2 separate regions of the Homo sapiens genome follow, and region 1 is linked to region 2. A link is an interaction called in ENCODE POLR2A ChIA-PET data of the cell type or tissue named here. Cell type or tissue: PC-9. All regions are shown on one strand. Links, peaks and the distances in the headings refer to the core of each region. The heading gives the core; the rest is flanking DNA. Region 1 overlaps PARD3 (par-3 family cell polarity regulator). Region 2 overlaps PARD3 (par-3 family cell polarity regulator).

The links. Peaks named below come from ENCODE experiments on the same cell type or tissue, not always from the same donor. Only the 100,000 strongest peaks of a DNase experiment are listed, where the experiment ranks them.
Region 1: POLR2A ChIA-PET joins it to region 2 with 13 read pairs; 8 of 35 experiments call an interaction of 5 or more read pairs at or near these places.

What each region holds. Positions count from the first base shown.
Region 1 is chr10:34,715,248-34,722,511 of GRCh38, forward strand. The region is part of intron 1 of PARD3 (par-3 family cell polarity regulator); the gene reads right to left. Among named protein-coding and RNA genes, the nearest start is that of PARD3, 96 kb to the right of the region's middle. RefSeq lists a silencer at 1,829-1,968. In PC-9, for the core only: no CTCF peak of the experiment used is centred there; a DNase peak (open chromatin) is centred at 4,274; H3K27ac peaks cover 1,600 bases.
Region 2 is chr10:34,769,052-34,776,315 of GRCh38, forward strand. All of the region lies in intron 1 of PARD3 (par-3 family cell polarity regulator), which reads right to left. Among named protein-coding and RNA genes, the nearest start is that of PARD3, 43 kb to the right of the region's middle. In PC-9, for the core only: no CTCF peak of the experiment used is centred there; no DNase peak of the experiment used is centred there.

The DNA of each region.
Region 1 (7,264 bases), core at 3,018-5,517, 53 kb before region 2:
TTAAATTTTTTGTAGAGACAAGGTCTCGCTGTGTTGCCCAGGCTGGTCTCCAACTCCTGGACTCAAGTGATCCTCCTGCCTCGGATTCCCAAAGTGCTGAGGACTGCACCCGGCCCTGTGCATCAACTTTGAGGAAAGAATATGAGCATGGACTGAGCCATACACACAGGGGATGTACCTTCATATATGACAAGATACAAGCCATGAAGTCCACAGGATCTTCCTGTTGCTCAAACTTGTTATCTGCTTGTCTATACCTCCTGGAAAGCCATCCCTACCCCTTCCCTTGCGGAAATCTTACCCACATTTCAGTTCCTGGCTGAAATGTATCTCTGCAAGACAACCATCTTCAATCCTACTTTTATCTTATGCCCAGTCCCCCCAAAGCACTTAAAATGACGTCTTGAAGATGTGCATGTTTTACCGTTTATCACCATGGTGAGTCCCATAGGCCACAGTATGCATTCATTCCACAAATATTCACGAAGCATCTACCATGTGGCAGGCACGGAACAAGATGCAGGGTCATCGCAATGAATGGGTCCCACCCTCCTAGAATCTGTGGTCTAGCATACGAATCAACTAGAGCTCCCTCTTAAACATAGCCCTCACACCACAAAACATTCACTGAAGTCTGTTACTGGTTATTTCAAGCCAAAGATCAATTTCTATTCCCTTGCTAACCTATTTTGTTTGAAAATCTACTGGCACTTAGATTTTTCTGAAAGGCCCTAATATTATGACTCAAGACTTTATCTAGGCCATCTGGTCAGTTTCAAATACAGACATCCATTTAAAATAGGAGAATTTTAAAGTACGGGCTCCAAGACACCTTATAAAATACACATAAAAGAGATTTTATACATTAATTCCATAAAATTCATAATTCCTTACATACATGGTTAGTTCTCTGTTCCTATATTCCCTTATGAGACATTTGAAATGTAATGCGTGTGCCTTCAGTTTATTTAAGAAATTATGGTACATGGTGTCTCAGAAAAAGGAAGTTTAACACAATGCATTAAAACAGAGAATACATCAAGCACAAATACAACTAGTCTGCACTGGTAATATTCCCTAGGATACTTTAAAGTTTCTGATAAAATCCTGCATGGAAGCATGGAAACAAATTAGCTGTATGGGAACTCAGGCAAAACATAATTACACAACTAGTAATTAAAGTGTGAAATGGACTACCTCAAACAACAATAAAACTTGTAACTATAAACTTATCAGATGGGAGGAGGGGACAAAAGAGCAGAGTAGGTTGTGAAGCTTGAAAGCAAGCTTGTCCAACCTGCAGCCCCATGGGCTACGTGTGGCCCAGGATGGCTTTTCTTTTTTTTTTTTTTTTTTTTTTTTGAGACAGAGTTTTGCTCTTGTTGCCTAGGCTAGAGTGCAATGGTGCAATCTTGGCTCACTGCAACCTCTGCCTCCTGGGTTCAAGCGATTCTCCTGCCTCAGCCTCCCGAGTAGCTGGGATTACAGGCATGCGCCACCACCCCCGGCTAATTTTGTATTTTTAGTAGGGACAGGGTTTCTCCATGTTGGTCAGGTTGGTCTCGCACTGCCAACCTCAGGTGATGCACCTGCCTCGGCCTCCCAAAGTGCTGGGATTACAGGTGTGAGCCACTGCACCCAGCCTCAGGATGGCTTTGAATGTGGCCCAACACATATTCATAAACTTTCTCAAAATAATATCAGATTTTTTTTTGCAATTTTTGTTTTACCTCATCAGATATTGTTAGTGTATTTTATGTGTGGTCCAAGATAACACCACTTCTTCCAGTGTGGCCCGGGGATACCAAAAGATTGGACCCCCCTGCTTTAAAGACATACAGATAAATTGTGTGCAGCTGGTGACCTGGGCCTTGATGACAAGGGCATCTAGTGAGTGCAAGCCTTATCTATCAGTAGCCACAAAAAGGACAATAAAATGACTCTGTGGTTAAGTGGCCTGAAACTGCACAAGTCATTTCCTCTTTGTGGGCACCCAAGTCCTTTTGTATAGAAATGAGGGAGTTGGATGGTCTCTGGGGTTCCTATATTGCTCTACCAGTCTATGATGCTATATCAGAAAAATTAAACAAACTCCAGGCAGCCTTTTTCCCACAAGTAGAAATAAAACAGCCATTCCTACCAACACATAATTAGATCTTGAAAACAACCCATAATACAAAATTAAAAGTACCTAATCTCCTCTACAACATTCTGTATTAAACACGCATTTATAAGCATGTTCCCCTGCAATCGCAGAGTTCAAAGTTCTGTAGACACCATTCACCCAGAACAGCTTTCCAAACCCTGAGAGTCTGGTGGAGGTGCTGGAAACACCATAAGCAAGCAAAGTCACGGTCCCACGCAGATTACTGGAAAAGCCTTCTAAGAGCAAGAAAAGTCAAATATGGAGAAGAGCGTCCACGTGGCTACTACTGACTGGACACATTTCTATATTTACCATGTACTCTGACAGCAGCTGGGGATGGCAGGATGGCATGGTGCACACCACCAGTGAATTAAGAACCAAACACCCAGTCTGAAAATAATTGTGTTATGCAATAACAGCGGTACAGCCAAATCTATAATAAAACCCCTGTTCTACAACACTTAAATATTAATTTCGGGGCCAAGCGTGGTGGCTCACGCCTGTAATCCCAGCACTCTGGGAGGCCGAGATGGGTGGACTGTCTGAGCTCAGGAGTTCGAGACCACCCTGGGCAACATGGTAAAGCCCTGTCTCTACTAAAATACAAAAAATTAGTTGGGCATGGTGGTGCATGCCTGTAATCCCAGCTACTTGGGAGGCTGAGGCAGGTGAATTGCTTGAGCCTGGGAGGAGGAGGCTGCAGTGAGCCAAGATGGTGCCACTGCACTCCAGCCTGGGTAACAGAGACTCCATCTCAAAAAAAAAAAAAAAAAAAATCAATTTTGGGAGGCAAGCCATAGGTATATGAAAAGGTCACTAACAATACTCAGTTATGGAAATTGTAACTGCCAACCAAGCAGTACATGAATTGAGAAAATACAGAAAACACTAAAGACAAAGAACGCTTCATGAAGAAATGGTCATTTATTTTCAATCAGGAGAAATCTTAGGACAAAGGTGAGGAGGTCAAAACATGCACAGTGAGGCTGGGCACAGTGGCTCACACCTGTAATCCCAGCACTGTGGGAGGCCGAGGCCAGAGGATTGCTTGAACCCAGGAGTTCAAGACCAGCTTGGGCAACAAAGTGAGACCACGTCTCCACAAAAGGCAACATAATCAGCCAGGCATGGTGGTGCATGCCTGTAGTCGCAGCTACTGAGAGGCTGAGGCTGGAGGATTGCTTGAGCCTAGGAGACCAAGGATGCAGTGAGCTGTGATCACACCACTGTACTCCAGCCTGGGCAACACGACAAGACTCTACTCTATCTCAAAAATAAAAATAAATTGGCCGGGCACGGTGGCTCACGCCTGTAATCCCAGCACTTCGGGAGGCCGAGGTAGGCGGATCACCTGAGGTCAGGAGTTCGAGACCAGCCTGACCAACATGGTGAAACCCTGTCTCTACTAAAAAATACAAAAATTAGCCGGGCGTGGTGGCAGGTGCCTTAATCCCAGCTACTTGGGAGGCAGAGGCAGGAGAATTGTTTGAACCCGGAAGGAGCAGGTTGCAGTGAGCCGAGATTGAGCCACTGCACTCAAGCCTGGGGGACAAGAGCGAGACTCAAAAAAAAATAAAAATAAAAAATAAATTTTAAAAAAATGCATGGTGTATTGGAACAACCAGGGAAACAGCCTAGAAACAATACACTCCATCACAACTTGTGGTGTTGTCCTTATTCATCCTTTCTCCCCACAATATACTGATACGTTGAATTGAGCCAGGCACATGTAACATCTCTGCTAGGGATAGACTAGGGCAGAGCCCTTTTTAGACCTGTCTGAAAAAAGCTAGTGCTCGAATCCTAACCTTCATGTCATCATTAATTGTGACGTTTGTTCTAAACAACCTTAAAGCAATGTAATATACCACCAACAGAAACATCAAATGTAAATCCAGAATTTGAGGTTTCAAGGGAAAAAAAGCATTTCAAAAGGCCCCAAATAAATTTTAATTCTAAAATTTTAAGGATTATTTCATTTTCTTATATCCTCCCTCTACTTTAAGTTAAATCCCTTCTCATCCCTCCAATCTTGTTTAATATTAATAGTTACTTAATACATTCCTGAGTGCAGTGCAGCAACACTTCCTGTTTATCAAAAGACTAAAATAAATAGCAGGTCAACAAGACTAGACAAGGAAAACACAAAACTCGTTTGACAACTGGGGCCAGAAACATGTTTGTATGCATGCAAGAGAAACCACCACCTACCTTTTTAGTTAGACCTGCTCGATATCATACAGCAAGCAGATTATTTCAGTATAACCCTCAAACCATGCCCCTCTTTCCTTCTCCCCTCCAAAAGGACATTTAAAGCCAACCAGAGATTTGGGCAATGAATTTATGAACTTTAAGTTCAAGACTTTCAACTTTCATATTACAATGTAGTGATGAATATTACCAATGTGATATGATTAACAAAATTAGCACCTCCTCATATGTGAAATATGGTACTAAAGCCCATTCTTGCTGAAAATCTAGGATGACAAACAACTCACAGGGCAAAACCCATGTGGTTAGGTGGGTGTTTGTTTTGATGCGAAGCCTCCAGTTTTGTTCCTGTCTAGGCCTGTCCCACAGTCATCTGACATTCCTGCAAAAACTTGTCTTTATTTTGGATGGACACACAAGCAATGGAATTGGCACTGAAATTTCAGCTTATGGTGCAGGGTATGTTAGGATACAATTTCCCCCTGAAGTAAATACTGAAACACTGACATGTGGGTTTGTTTTGCTTTTTTACTTTTAAAAATTTGCAAACGGGCACGGCGGCTCATGCCTGTAATCCCACTAGTTTGGGAGGCCCAGGCAGGTGGATCGCCTGAGTGTCAGGCGTTCAAGACTAGCCTGGCCAACATGGCGAAACCCTGTCTCTATTAAAAATACAAAAAATTAGCCAGGTGTGGTGGTGGGTGCCTGTAATCTCAGCTACTTGGGAGGACAACTGTTTGATTCTCTGAGGCAGAAGAATTGCTTGAAACCAGGAGGTAGAGGTTGCAGTGAGCTGAGATCATACCACTGCACTATAGCCTGGGCAACAGAGCAAGGCTCTGTCAAAAAAAAAAAAAAAAAAAAAAAAAAGCCTTGGAAATAATGCCACTGTGTACTATGCCAAGAATTCTAGCCAGGTGCATTGGCTCAGGCCTATAATCTCAGCACTTTGGGAGGCTGAAGCGGGCGGATCACCTGAGGTCAGGAGTTCAAGACCAGCCTGACCAACAAGGAGAAATCTTGTCTCTACTAAAAATACAAAATTAGCCGGGCGTGGTAGCACATGCCTGTAATCCCAGCTACTTGGGAGGCTGAGGCAGGAGAATCACTTGAACTAGGGAGGCGGAGGTTGCAGTGAGCCAAGATCGCGCCATTGCACTCCAGCCTGGGCAACAAGAGCGAAACTCTGTCTCCAAAAAAAAAAAGAATTCTTAACCCACCTAAAATAAGTCATGATAAAGACATCTGCCAGAGCATACACAACCAATCATAAAAACATTCCAAAATTATGTAGTAAGGCTAAATCTACCATAATTTACACAAAATAATTTGCCTTTAATGATTTTCACTCTCAATTAAAAGGCCCAATGTCATGATGAAATAAAAGAAAACACTTTTCAGGCTGATTAGAGGATACTTGGCAGAACAATGAGCTGCATTATTCCAGAAAGGCAATAGAAGTATCCTGAGAATGGTGACTCGTTTGTTCTAAATCTATATCAACTATTCAAAGTAACTTTGAAAAAGCTTACCTAAAGGAATATGATACAGAGACAGAAAATGACTCGGTTATATATAAATCTTAAGCAATGTTACGCTCCTTACAAAGACCAACAGCAACCAAAAGAAATCAATTCCAGAACTGAAGAGACTGCATTCTAAAATTAACAGAATTTTAATATTCAAATTAAGTTATTTCCTTCCTGTACCTCCATCCTGTCTTTGAAAAGAGTTGTGGAGCGAACAGGGCGTAAAGTAAGCTATGTGAAAAGAAGAAAAACCACAGAGACCAATGCCACAGGAATGCTGAAGCTGCACACAGGGTGTGCCTGGGCAGCCGGCAAGCTGAGGGCAGGGAAGGAGTCTGACCCTCTCCTCCAACCCCATAGCCAGCGAAAAGGCAATACCCTGAGAGGGGCTCCAGAGCATCCCCCAGGAGTGCCCAGCATCCACAGTGATAAGCTGAGTGACCAGGGGGCTCAACTACTTGCAGGGTTCCCAAGGGAGCAAGACCCTGCTCTTCCACATTGCGAATCACACACAGTTCCTGTACAGCCATCTCCTGGAGACATAAGATTCCCAGCTCTCACCAATTATGATAAAAATAAAGTGAGATCCATTCAGTTATCTGCTGGAAGATATAACTAAAGCACTAAATACCACTGCTAATCTGAGTTATGTGAAAAATATATATTTTGGGGTTACACCAATACCTTCAATTAAGCATGTACTAAATTATAACATACAAACTCTAACACTAGAAAAACAATGGCTTTAATATTGTCTAAACAGGCTGGGTGCAGTGGCTCACGCCTGTAATCCTAGAGCTTTGGGAGGCCAAACCAGGCAGATCGCTTGAGTCCAGGAGTTCAAGACCAGCCTGGGCAACATGGTGAGATCCCATCTCTAAAAAAATATAATAATAAAAAACACAAAAATTAGCCAGGCATGGCGCCACGTGCCTGTAGTCCCAGCTACTCCAGAGGCTAAGGTAGGAGGACCACCTGAGCCCAGGGAGTTCAAGGCTGCAGTGAGACATGATGGTGCCACTGCACTCCAGCCTTGTGATAAAGTGAGATCCTGTCTCAAAATATATATTTTTGAGACATATATTTATATATTTTTATATATATACTGTTGTTTTATGTATATATATAGACTGTTTATCTATGTATATATAGATTGTCTAAACAGTAACAAATAAGATTTGCCCGTCACCACACTGTCATTCACTCTTGCTATCTCCAGTGGTTATCGCCTGTACAGAAATCAAATTATAGTTTACCTAGTCCAAGTTTTAATAATAAACTGGCTCAATGCTTCTGCACAAGGTCACTATAAACTATAATCATAGAAAACATCCATGTATGTGTTTTGAGAAATGAGGACTGAAGAACCAGCCTGGCC
Region 2 (7,264 bases), core at 2,596-5,095:
CCATTACCCCACCGTCTCTCAATCTCAAGCTGGTGTCACTGTCAGCAAACCTTCACCCTCCACATAAACAAGGTGGCCCCTTCTGCCCCAAGTCATGCTTTGCAGCTGTCTGCACAGGGCTGATGGCACAGCCAACCCCCAGGGCTTCTAGGATGCTGGCAGACCTCCACGGATACTGAGCACCACCGGTACGGCGACCACCAGGGCTAGGTCTGCCTACCAACACCCTGACCGAATCAGTCACAAGCTTATCTGCCCACCCCTATAGCCACATTCTCACTTAAAATACTGCCTCCAAATGGCTTAACGGAATGCCTCTGAAAACTGAACACCAAATCGACACTGCCAAAAAACACAGTCAGCCCTGAATTCAGCCCACCTCCTCCCATTTATCCTCTCCAGGTGAAAATCATTACTGTAATTTTTTTTTTCTTTGTCTAAAACCATACCTCCCGGCACTTTGGGAGGCTGAGGCAGGTGGATCACTTGAGTCCAGGAGTCCGACACCAGCTTGGGCAACACGGCAAAAACCTGTCTCCATAAAAAATACAAAAATTAGCCTGGCACATAGTGGCACGTTCCTGTAGTCACAGCTACTCAGGAGGCTGAAGTGGGAGGATCACTTGAGCCCAGGAGGTCAAGGCTTCAGTGACCGTGATCATGCCACTGCACACCAGCCTGGGCAACAGAGGGAGAGAGAGACCATGTCTTTAAAAAAACAAACAAACAAACAAACGAACAAAAAAACAAAACAAAAAAAAAAACAAGAAAACCATACCTAGTGTTCTTCAGTTATACACTTTTCTCAAATTCATACACACACACACACAATTATAACCATTTCATACTTACAAGGGGTCCTTTCCTAAGTGACATTAATTCAGAATGTGGGGTTCCCCTTCTCTAGTACACCCTTACCATCAAACCAGCTCCATCTGGTTAAAATACAGCCCCAATTTCCCTGCTCAAAAATTTTCACTGGCTCCCAATGACTTCCTCAGTATTAGCGGATGGCCCTTCATCCAAGACCCTCCGGGACAGTCATTTCCTAGCCTTATCTTCTGCCTGCAGACCACATCACCCAGCCAAATGTTTCCTGCTCCTTAGACACAAGTCACCCTTCATGCTGTTTCAGTCACCATGCCCACACATCTGTCCTTCTATGAAGATCTAGTCAATGCCATCTCCTCCCAAAAGTCTTTCCTGGTTATGGCCAATCCATGATCATCTCACACCTTTGAACTGCAAAAGCACTTCTTACTGCTGATTAAAACTATCACTTTTTGCCTGGTATTCTAAGCATTCTTAAACGGAGATGACACCTCGAGCCCTCGGCTAGCCTGTAAACGCCTTGAGGGCAGCACCTCCAACCAAACACCCTGCACATAAAAGGGTTATCTGGATGTGATGAAGTAACTTGCTCCCAGACTTTTCATCCTAGAGGCCCTGAGGGTCAGGAAGAACTGTAAGTGAAAGGGAGCCATGGGCATTTCTGAGCAGGAAACTCTTGCGCTGGACCTGCATTCTGAGAAAATCAAGGTGTCCCGGCAGAGCAGAAAACGCTAGCCTTGCAGTCAAGACTCACCTGCCACTTACAAGGTATGTGGCCTTGGACAGATGACTCTCCCACCACGGACCACAGGAATCTAATCTAGAACTTTTGCTTTCAGAGTAAATTAGGAAAGGCAGATAAATTGTATCTTAAGTTCCAGTTTCCTAGGGGTATCACCTGCAATGATGTAGAGATTCCAAGACTCCAGACAGGGATGTGCCCTGTTCTCAGTTTCCATGACAGACCCGGAAAGGTGGGCAGCAAAGTGAGGCCATGGATTTGCCAGCCCTGGGCCCCGTGATCTTTAAGGTCTGACATCATTGGATTTGGAAAGGCTTTGAGATGCTCCTCTGGGAACTCAAAACCCTAAAAGTCTACAGGGTTGTTCTGCAACGGAGATGCAGAACTCCCTGTGATGGAAGACATAAAAGGGAAAGACGGAGAGACAAGAGGAAGGAGGGAAGGAAGAATACCAACCTAGTATTAAAATTGGTCACTTGAAAACATGCAAGCCCTGTGATTTTCATCAGGAAACTGCACAAAAAGTAAATTCATAATGTCTTTTAAAAGTTTGCATTCCTCTGATTAAAATGTTCTGGCTTTTGAAAGCAAATGGTGATGCTAAATGTGCTGGGCACAATGGTTACATCAGGAAGAAAGACGGTGCAGCTCAGAACGTGGCTCTGCCTGTCCCTGTGGTTTGACTCAACATTGCTCAGCCTCCCCTCTTCATCTGAGGTAACAGCAACAACTATGCCCCCCACACAGGATCACTGTGAGATTAAAGGGGTCCCACGTGTAGCATAGTGCCTGGCACATGGGGAGCAAAGAGTGAAGGAAGGCTGGCTACAGTTATTATCACCATCATCAAGATCATGACTATGTCATTAGCAGCATATTTCTGTCAGCGTGTTAATGCAAAACAATTTTTTAAAACAGAAAAGTTACACAAAACTGAGAAAGAAAAATGACGTCGGTCAGCCCGACCTAGTCTTACAAAATTACTTGCTGGCTTTTCTTTGGTGTCTGGTTTTGATGCCAGCCAAGGAACAGTTGTCACTAACTCTTTTCAATTTGGTGGTGTATCTTATGAAGCAAGAGGTGCTTAGACAAAGACACACACATGTTCAGGCTGGTATACAGAAAAGAACTGATCTGATAGAAATGAACATCCTGTGCTTTCAGGTAGAAACAAAGGAGTTTTTCAACAGAGTGAGCTCAGATCTTGTATTCTGGAGCTTCAGAGGAATACAGCAAGTTAAAATGACACTTTTTCCTAACAGCTCGCCAGGATAAGCCAATGAAGATGGGTCACACCTGGAAACAACTTCCATCAACCCCTGGCAGGGGTAAAAAGTCATTTGTGGATCCCTTTCACAAAGGTAAATACCAAGGAAGTTCTGCAGTCTGGAAGGTAGAGTGGCCTACATTCATCTCGCCCAACAAGCAGAATGCAAGATGCACCCCTCCAGGGGTTCCTGCTTTCACTCACAAATCCAGAATGCCCTGGTCAGTTCTATAGCAGAAAACCCAAGCTCACTGGGCGTGGTGGCTCACACCTGTAATCCCCGGACTTTGGGAGGCTGAGGCGGGTGGATCACTTGAGCTCAGGAGTTCGAGACCAGCCTGGCCAACATAGTGAAAGCCCGTCTCTACTAAAAATACAAAAAATTAGCAAGGCCCCCTGTAATCCCAGCTACTTCAGCCTGGGTGACAGAGCAAGACTCCATCTCAAAAACAAATAAAAAATAAAAGGACTTGCATTCCTCGAATAAAAGTTATTTTCTCATTATCAATTGTAAACCTGTTTTTAAATGTTGATACCAACTGACAATATCAAATGTAAGACAGTATCTTTAAATCAAAGTAAATACAAATGATCTAAAGCTTTAAAATGAGGAATACACGCCGGGCATGGTGGCTCACGCCTGTAATCCCAGCACTTTGGGAGGCTGAGGCGGGTGGATTACTTGAGCTCAGGAGTTCGAGACCAGCCTGGCCAACATAGAGAAACCCTGTCTCTACTAAAAATACAAAAAAATTAGCCAAGCGTGGTGGTGGACGCCTGTAACTCCAGCTACTCGGGAGGCTGAGGCAGGAGAATTGCTTGAACCCGGGAGGCAGAGGTTGCAGTGAGCCGAGATCGCACCACTGCACTCCAGCCTGGGTGACACAGCAAGACTCCATCTAAAAAAAAAAAAAAAAAAAAAAAACTATTTCTACATGGTTCTATAGCTTGTATTCTCAACGGAGCAAGAAAGCCTGTAATAAATACCTTTGCAAATACAGAACACTCAGCAGATGGAATGTGAACTTTAAAATATGCCCTTAACATGTTACTTTACCAAAATTACTTCTCATTCATACCCAGGCATCTTGGAAAGCTACATCCATTTACACAGCAAATGAGCAGTTTGTAGAACCACACGGCACACCAAAAACAGCTGACACATCTCCTTGGATTTAAAACAAAGTCATCCCAGCATCTCATTTTCATCCTACCATAGCCTTATCTAATTCTTTAATGTTCTCTTTACTTTGATGAGGAATTTAATTATAAACAAAAAAAGAGAAAATACATCTATAAACGCTTGCCCCACAACTAATAACACTTAGATATTATGTTAGTTATAACATGTTTAACCTTGTTCTCATCAGTGTTCATTTAATGTTTTACCTTTTTTCACTTGGCCTAGTACAAGCATGTTTCATTCTGCTATATAGACTCTATGTTGTTTCTTCTAATGAATAACCGTGGCTGACTTCACCATTTTCCTCTTGTTGAACTTCTGAAGCTATTCTAATGGTTTCGGAAATTAAATAATGTGGGACTGAATATCCTTACCCATAATTTCAGTTCCCTAGGGATAACAAGTATTACAGAGGACTGCAAGGGCATGAACATTTTTGTAGATCTTGATAATCATGCCAAATTGCTGTTCCGAGAAGATGCAGTCTTTTACACAACATCACCAACAACGTCCAAATGCACCAGGCCACTGTGACTTTGCAGCGTCAGGTATGTTAATCATTTTTGGTTTTGCCAATTTAACAGGATATAGGATAATATTTTAACTTTTGAGTCTCTGAAGACTAGGTTTATTCGGTGCTTTTCTGTGGCTTTTTACTGGTTAATTCCCTCCTTTGTGAATTGCCCACTTGGGTCCTTTGGGCAAACATCCACTAGGCACTTAATGTTCTTCTCATAAACTTGATGGGGTTAAAGTGCCTCATAATTGTTTTGCATTTTCAATTAGAAGCTTTCATAATATGAAAGAATAATAGAGACTTAATTCCATCACTGATTAGTTGGATAAATGTTCAGAAGTAAACCAACATTATCACTACCCCCAAGGACTCCCACCTCTGGGAAATAAAATGTGCTTTACTTTAAGCCAGTGGCTTTCCAAGTTACTAAACACAGTCCACATTTCTCACCCACTACTGCTTTCCACTAGAACAAACTCAGTGATAAAAATGGACTATCACCACGTAAACAGAGGGGAGAAAATACACACCTATTTAGAAACAGAGTCACAAATGAGTCATATTTTAACAGCAAAACATACCTGACTTCAATTCTCATTATTAGGAAATTATAACTCCAAAGCACTACTGATGCTAAAAACACAGCACTACATCCTATAGATCTGGCCAAAGAACTCTCCACAAACTGCACGGAGTCACCTTTTAGGCAAGGCTTGGCTTCTAAAATCAAGGCTAAGGTTAAGACAAAATTATCCTTGAAAATTACTTAAATAGCACACACAGTAAGCACATGTGGTTTTCTGAGTGCTGCATTACCTTTCACAAAGCCTAACCCTGCCAATTTTCCTGCAGCATTGGAAGGGATTGCTGTTTCTATGGTTGAATACCAGAAGAAACGCATCTGGCCTGTATTTAAGGAGATGTTGCATGAAAAAAATACATATTGTTAATTATTTTTAAGCAAACATTGAGACTTGAATTAGTATAAGTTAAATGCACATGACACAATGCAACTGTAAACTGATGATAAAGACAAATGAACTAATTTATAATTTAAAACCAAAACAAAAGCAGCAATTGAAAACCACAACCAACTCAACACTACACTGATCTTATACCAATAAAACATCCTTCTCACAATTGGCTTGAATTAAAACTACCTGCATGCACATATGTCATTGCTTTGCAATCCTGCCAAGTACTAAGTGACATCCAGACTTTAGAATACTGAACTGAAATCATCAATGAAATCTAGCAATTTCACTGGTATCTGTATTTGATATAATTTTTCATTTACAGATACCAAATTTCAGTGACTCCTGGAAGTTTACCTAGTTACGAAGATGTATGTAATAGTAGAACCCAGTGGAGGATTTACATCAACACTCAAGGTTTCTCAGTAATTGTGCTCTGAAGTCACCGCTGTGAAAACAAGTGCCAAACAAATAAAGGAAACAAAAAATATGAGCAAAAGTGGGCATTTTTTAAAGTCACAAATCCTTTCAGTTTGGAGACTTACACAACATAGAAGCAGCATAGAACCCAATATTTCAAGCTCATATGACAGAGCAGCTGCTCAAAATACAGCAGCACTCTAAATTTATATACTACTGAACCAAGATTGACCACCAAAAGGAACAAATCAGTCAGGCATGGTGGCTCACACCTGTAATCCCAACAGTTTCGGAGGCTGAAGCAGGAGGATCGCTTGAGGTCAGGAGTTGAGACCAGCCTGGGCAACAAAGCAAGACCTCATCTCTGCAAAAAAACTAGCCAGGCATGGTGGTGTGTGCCTGCAGTCCCAGCTACTTGAGAGGCTGAGACAGGAGGATCACTTTAGCCCAGGAGTTTGAGGCTGCAGTGAGCTGTGATGCACAACTGCACTCCAGCCTGGACATCAGAGCAAGACCCTATCTCAAAAAACAAACAAAAAGAAAGGACAAGTCTCCTTACAGGACCAAGCCTGGGCAGGCAAGCAGAATGCAAGGCTGCCAGTTCAAGGTGCCCTTTGTCCAAACAATCTACTACAAGAGATATATGCGTGAGAGAATGAAGAAATTTGGGTGCAAATATAAAGGAAAGCAAAGTAGATGAAGTATTGCTATGAGAGTTTGTCACTTACTGCCTAAAGAAACCAAAGAAGTGGAGAGAACTCTCTCATTTTTTTAAACCACACAAATTTGTACAGAATCAAGATGTAAAGAGAAATCTGTAGGTATTATTCTAGAATTTAAAAGACATATCATAAGAACTCTTGACCCACCTCTGAAAAAGCAATAAGCAAAGCTATCATCCTCACCACCTTCATGCTTTTCAATTAATAACTTTGTTCATTTTACAAAGTAATATATGGCCAGGCATGGTGGCTTACACCTGTAATCCCAGCACTTCGGGAGACCAAGGCAGAAGGATTGATTGAGCTCAGGAGTTCGAGATCAGCCTGGGCAACACAGTAAGACCTTGTCTCTACTAAAAATTTATATATACAACCCTATAGGCTCATGGTTGAAATTTTGGAAAAGTACGAAGCCAATAAAATTCATCCATAACTCTGACCAAAAAAGAATTGATCAGTTAGGCAGCCAAGAACCCTGGAAGAAAGTGAGAATATAATTTTGGAACTAGTAACAAGAAGACAAGGGAACAATAAACCCAGCAGGACACCATCTCTAAGCTCTGAGAACTAATTTTGACAAGTCCAAGAAAAATATACCTCAGACACCT